2 separate regions of the Homo sapiens genome follow, and region 1 is linked to region 2. A link is a contact called in ENCODE Hi-C or POLR2A ChIA-PET data. All regions are on one chromosome and are shown on one strand. The core of a region is the stretch at or near the end of the contact, and the rest is flanking DNA. Distances in the headings are between cores, read along the strand shown.

Region 1 (3,169 bases), core at 98-2,597, 46 kb after region 2:
TATTGAGGCAGTGTGATACAAGATGTCTTAATGCAGTCTTTTTTTATCCAAAACAGACCTTTGAGGGAGCTACTCTTATCATTCCTGTATCACAAATGACAAAAGTACATTTTTAAGGAATTAAGTTGCTTGCTCAGGATCACATGGCAGGAGAAGTGAAGAGAATAGCACAGGTTTTTTCCCTAACCCACTCTTGTATCAATCGCTGGCCAGTCAAGATAGATTTCTTGCCAAGACTCTTGACTCCCCTAGAGGCCCAAATTTACCCAAGGAAAAAAATGCATATATAGCTATAGCCCTTTGATTTCTTTTGCACCCACTGGAAATAATAAAAGTTACTCAAGCAGTAAGCAACAAGCAGTCCCCCACGTCACTCTAATTCCTGCCAACTGTCCATTGTATGGATGCCAGAAGCCACTGAGCCATGGAAATTACAGTAATAGAAGAGTGGGAGGAAATCAAATTAGTCTTATGCTCCATGACAGCTAATACCAAAAACTTTACATTATAAAAAAATGTTAAAAGTCTACCCATAGAGCATTCAAACAGAGTTTAAGACAAAAAGGAGCAGAAGTGTAGAGGTAATTTCCCCCAGTTCACAGGACACTATTAGCACCTTGAGGGCTCCAATGAAGTATATAGAGAAAATGGTGGCCATGTGTTTTTAGGAGAGAATGTCCCACAAAAGTACTACCCATCGGGGAGCCCAAACAGAAGGAAAAAATGGCAGCCACTACATGGTAGCCAAACAGGCTTATTGATTAGTCTCTCTCTCTTTCTCTCTGTCTCTCTATCTCACACACACATACACACACACACACACACACACACACACAGAGTTCTGTAATTTTGCATGACATAGTGTATATTCAGTATTGCACAGAATGATTCAATGAAACTTACAAGACCAGAAATAAAAATATTAGTCTGGTCCTGCCTACACACTATCCCTTTTACCTTTTACTCCAAGTTATTTAACACTCTCTGGGTCTCACCTTTCTATTCTCTTAAAAGAAGCAATTGGACCAGATAATATCTTAAAACTTTCACAGCTCTAACCATCTCTAATGTTCAAAGAGCTACCCAGTTCACACTTTGCCAAAGAAATTGTAAATTGTGGTATTTCCTGTAAAAGAACTCTCCGATTCTAATCTTTAAAAAAAAAATTCTGAAGCCTATTTCATTCTCTGAAAACTCTAAATTAATGTTTAGGATATGTCTATCATTTTTAAAAAGAAAATGCCCTTCAGGCAAAAGAAAACTCCACGTCCTCATCTGTGGGCTGGCCTTCTTAAAGGCACAATGCATTCCTAACTTCTAACCTTGGAAGGGCACTTTTTTTTTTTCCTATCGTAAGAGCTCTCTGAAGTCTTGTTTGCAGAACTGTCTGCAAGGCTGCTTGTCACCTTCGAATATACTCCATCAACATGCTGCCACTTCATCTTGTTTAGGCTCTTCGACTGCTTTATAGAAGGACACTGAAGTCCACATCTATCTCCTTGAGACAGGCAAAGAAACAAATCCTTTATCCTGTCTCAAAAAGAGCTGACAAGCTTTTAGTAGTGTTTATCTTCACTGAAGGGTGATAACCTTGAAAATGAAAGTGAAAAGAGACTGATACAATTAGGTATGTAGTCTTCTCCATACTGTATTACAATTGGTTTTCTTTTATAGTTTAACATAGTATAACATTCTTTTATAGTTTTATATAAGTCGAAGTTTTCTGTTGTCCACACTGGTTTTTCTAAAACTAAATTTAAAGTTACAGTTTATTTACAAAATATCAGTGCATCATGTTGTGACTATTTTGCAAAAATGTAATTTTCCTCTTAAGCCAGAAGGGGTTAAAAATATTTCTTTGAAATGTTTTATCCTACCATTCTTCCCATATCATCTATGCCATTTTTTTCTCTCCCTTGACATTTGACTCCATGTTATGTCATATTCAGAGAGATTTTTCTAAAATAAATTTCCCAGATTACAGGCAAATCTTAGAATTCTAATTATTTACATCTTATAGAGTCAAGGACAGTAAAGGGTAGATTTGACATTTCATTAATAACTTGTGTATTCAAATTTCCATTTGTGTTAAATTGTGCCCACTCCCGAGGTTCCAACAAATATAGATATGCCTGGCAAGCTAGTAGCTTGGTTATCCACAGGTCATTTTGTGTGAACAACCATGAGTCCCTTAGAAAAGAATTCATCCTGCTGTGAGTTGGCTGAAAGCAAAAAATACAAAAAAGAAAAGAAAAGAAGAAAGGAAAATAGCTCATCCTATCAGAACAAGAAGTCAGACACAAAGATTTGGCCACTAGAGGAGAGTGGTGTCTCTGAGTCCAATGTCATGTCTGCTTTGTCCCCATGCCAGCTCCACAAGTTTTCATGTCTAAGTCACAGGGGGGAAAGAGTCCACGAGCAAAAAATCTAAGTGTAACTCAAAATAGAAGAGAGACATTCTTTCCCACTACGTGGCAGAGCAAGGCGTATCTGTGGTCTCTTGTGGGTGTCTGATTCAGCTACAAGAGATCACAGTGGTTCCTAACAAATGACTGGCAACAGGTTGCTGAAAGGGGCAGCAGTCAGCAGGTAAACTTGTACCCAGCATTCGCAAACCCCTCCCTGGCGACTCATCGACACACAGAAGGGTCACTCTCATGAGACTGAAATCCTGCAAAGGAAGAGGAAGCATCCTCTAAGGCACCACTGCTACTCTCCTCTCTCTGCTACAGCTACCTTTCCATTCTCCCATGCCTCTCTCCATGGGTGTGCTTAGCCAACAAATCCAGGATCTGTGGCAGTACTGAATCATCAAGTCCCAGGGGATAATAGCCAGAAAGGGCCTTGGAGGCCAGATTGACACTGCCCTATCCCATCTCTCTGGAGCTAGTTGGTGCTGGCAAGGCTCTGAGTAGCAACACAGTCTGTGAGTCAGCGTCCGCCCACAGCTGAAGGTTGTTGCTTGTTCTCAGTGGGAGCTGAGTGTGGACAAAATATCCCTGTGGGCTTAATCTGGCCTGCAGGCTGTATTTAGCCACCCCTGCTCTGGTCCTAAATTACTTCGCAGTGATACAAGAATTTCTAAAAGTTACACTGTAAGGTTTTGGCTTAGAACTTGATATTACCTCAAGTGTGTTATCCTAATAAAATACAGGCCATCTCATGCTTT
Region 2 (3,244 bases), core at 736-3,235:
TCAGACTGAACAGAAGTACTATTGTTCCATGATTGTAGAAAAACACTCTCTTTCTCTCCCAGAAGGCTTAAGTGAGAATAAATACAGCTTAAATGCTATAGGAAATGGGCAATGATCCTATGACTACAAGAACCAACCTCAGGATGATATAAGGGTGGATGGCAGAGCAAAAGGTGAAAGAACCAGTCTTTGATGCCATCATTGAATTGCTGGATCTAAAGAGAAGAATAAGACCTCATTTATGATGTCAACAGGGTCATTCATTCTTACAGGGAAGAAGGCACATATACAGTAATTTCAAAACACTTTAAAAAGTACTATAGTAGGCCAGGCAAAGTGTCCCACACATGTAATCCCAGCACTTTAGGGGCCAAGGTAAGAGGATCACTTGAGCCCAGGAGTTCAAGATCAGCCTGGGCAACATAGTAAGATCCCATCTCTACAAAAATAAAAATTAATTAGCAGGGTGTGGTGGCATGCCTGTAGTCCTAGCTACTTGGGAGGCTAAGGTGGGAGGATCACGTGGCTGGGAGGTCAAGGCTGCAGTGAGCCGTGATCACAACACTATACTCTAACCTGGGCGACAGACCAAAATTGTGTCTCAAAAAGAAATTAAAAAATAAAAATAAAATAAATGAAAAGTACTATAGTAAATTTTAGTACAGAAATGAAAAAACAAAGAAGAAGAGACTGACTCTCCTCTTTGTTTTTTGGCTCTCCTCTTCTTTCTAGTCAAGGCCAGAAAAAGCTTTACATGCGTTTCACCTAAATCTTGAGTAATGTACAGGAGTCCACAGTCTACAAGTTCAATTTGTTTTCATACACTGATATATTTAGCATTTTATATTATAGCCAAGTGGTCATAAAATTATGAAAAGTAAAATCATTTTTAAATGGAGGTGCTGACAAGTTGCATATGAATTTAAAATGCATTAAACATAGTTTATGATTTAGTCTCATTATACATAGTAGGATTGAAAAGGGAGTTTTTTAGATCTAACAGTCTAAGAAGACATAAAACACCTAGAATAAAATAAAGATTTGGAACTACTCATGCATATTTTTTTCTGCATTTTAAACAACATACTGTCATTGTAAAAATCATGTGATTTTATCTCCTATTTTTTCAGTTTTGCATTTATATTTTATTTTACAGATACCATTCTATACAGTGGAATTTCACTATTTGCCTGAGTTTAATGCCATTTCTCAAATACCAATAGCCAATCATGATACAATTTAAATTGCTTGAAAAGGATTTTGTGATGGGCAATATAAAAGGCCATGGGGATCCTTTGAATATGTAGTCGAACTTTTTAGTTCTCATTAATACAATAAGCCTTGTAATCACTGTTCAGCGAACTATACCTTTAATGTTGAGTTATCTTCCCATAAGTAAAATGTCAATTGTGCCATAAATGCCATTTGACTTGGGTTTTGTTTCTGCTTAAAAAAAGGGTATACAAATTATAATTGATGATATCATTTATTGCCTGAAAACACCAAACCTAGCAAGCTTTGTTTCCCCACCTAATGATTTAAGTGTGCTCTTACCCAGAAACATTCTGAAGAGTTTCTCACCACATAATAAAACAAAGTGTTATATTATCCTTATGACTTGTCAAAACCGAGGAATCGGAAAGAGACAGCCTGAAAAGGAAAACCACATCAAAGTTGTTTTACTTCCAGGAAAATGATTTGATCATTTAAAAATTTTAAAACTATTTTTCATATTTAATTGAATTTTTTAACCTAAGTTGTTGGAGATTGAAACATTCTCATCTATTTTATCTTAGCAAAATGAAGATAAATGTAAAAATGCCATGTGCATTCTTTATTTAAAATGACTCTTCTTTGTGGAATAGAGGCTTTAGACATAAAGTTCTTCATCTGTAGCAATATTTTGACTATCTTTATGCTGGAATCTTTATCCTGACAGTTGTGCAGCTGTACAGGTTTGCAGCTTTCTGAGCTAAACTCAAGAGGCTCTGAGTCCATGCCAGCTGTCTTTCAATTTCACATCAACTCTCTTGGTGCTTTGTCAGTTTAAAGCTTTTGCAAAGTTTGCAGGGCCTGAATTCATTAGATAAGGGAAATGAGTCATCTAAATCTTACCCAACCTCAACTGCCATAGACACTCACTATTGTAAATTTCCTTCAAGATTGAATTGGAAAATAGACCCCATGGGTTTTTGTCAGTGTTGGTATTTGATGATACCCTTGTAACAGCAGCTGCTGAAGCTGTGTGTACCTCAATAAATTCTATTTTAAATTCCCTTTCCTTCATATTTTATATATAAAATTGGAAGGCAACGGCTGCAATAATAAGGGCAAAAAGGTCATTTAAAGTTCAGTTCACCAGGCACATGATAGGCAACTCATCACAAAGGCACTTTTTAAAAATAATTATGGTTATTAGAAACAAAATCCATCTTGTTTTTAAAGAATTCTGCAGCATCTTAAAACAGGTAAGAAACAGATTGTCAGGGATAGTTAAGTTGGAACACAAAGCTTCAACAAACACAAGGATTTGACAATTCCTCTGGGAGTGAGGAGCAGCCTTATTATCACAAGCCATCACATTGATCTGTATTTTGGTACAGGAGGATCTTAGATCTGCAGAGACCCAGCCCTTACCACATGTTATTAGAAATATTTAAGTGCATGCCTGTATTTTAAACTGAAAGGGGGAAAAAAAACAATACTACATGGAACAGAAAAAAAGTATCGATAACATTCTGTAAGACTATAAATAAATGAGTGCTTCATCCCACAAAGATTAAAATCTGTATAAATTTTGCCTTCTGGAAGTACTTTCCAAGACATTGAGGAAAGAAAACATGAAGTATCAAAACAGGAGAAATGACAGAGAAATAGAAATCGCCTGCAGTAGAATTTCAGGTTATGTTAACCAAATGACATTTATTGCCCATTGCTTTTCTACAACTAAGTCATTACAGCACAGTGTGACCTAAAGCATGGTCTTCAGAATTAGAAAGAGCCACTTAGAATGTATATGATCTTGGGGAGTCTATTCTTACTTTCTGAGCCTTAGTTGCCTTGTTTGCAAAATGGGGATACTATCCAATTCATGATGCCATGAAAAATACTGCATGTCAAGTATCTGGCATATAGTTTATGAGCAAAAAAATGCTAACTATTAATTTTTAATGGCCCTGTAATCCCAGCACTTTGGGAGGCAGAGGCAGGTGGATTACAAGAGGTCAGGAATTCGAGACCAGCC

The links. A loop is a pair of places that touch in the nucleus more often than their neighbours do. ChIA-PET counts read pairs that join two places held with the same protein, here RNA polymerase II (POLR2A). Pooled maps may share reads with other maps.
Region 1: a map of naive thymus-derived CD4-positive, alpha-beta T cell shows a loop between it and region 2 (2.9-fold over the local background). The contact joins the promoter of LINC01825 here to the enhancer-like site in region 2. A Hi-C loop is called at or near these places in 8 of 168 maps with a recorded cell type or tissue (B cell, CD4-positive, alpha-beta T cell, CD4-positive, alpha-beta memory T cell and 3 more), 7 of 37 single-sample maps with no recorded cell type and 15 of 50 pooled maps. POLR2A ChIA-PET finds 5 or more read pairs at or near these places in 18 of 52 experiments (B cell, CD4-positive, alpha-beta T cell, CD4-positive, alpha-beta memory T cell and 14 more).

Annotation. Positions count from the first base shown.
Region 1 is chr2:195,531,617-195,534,785 of GRCh38, forward strand. LINC01825 (long intergenic non-protein coding RNA 1825) reads left to right here and starts at 1,348. Exons shown (of 3, transcript NR_186609.1): 1 at 1,348-1,627. RefSeq lists an enhancer at 2,498-2,547.
Region 2 is chr2:195,485,131-195,488,374 of GRCh38, forward strand. No RefSeq gene overlaps it. Among named protein-coding and RNA genes, the nearest start is that of LINC01825, 46 kb to the right of the region's middle. Within about 2 kb of position 1,986, at least 2 of the 41 ENCODE cell types and tissues checked have a DNase peak (open chromatin) inside an H3K27ac peak, as active enhancers do.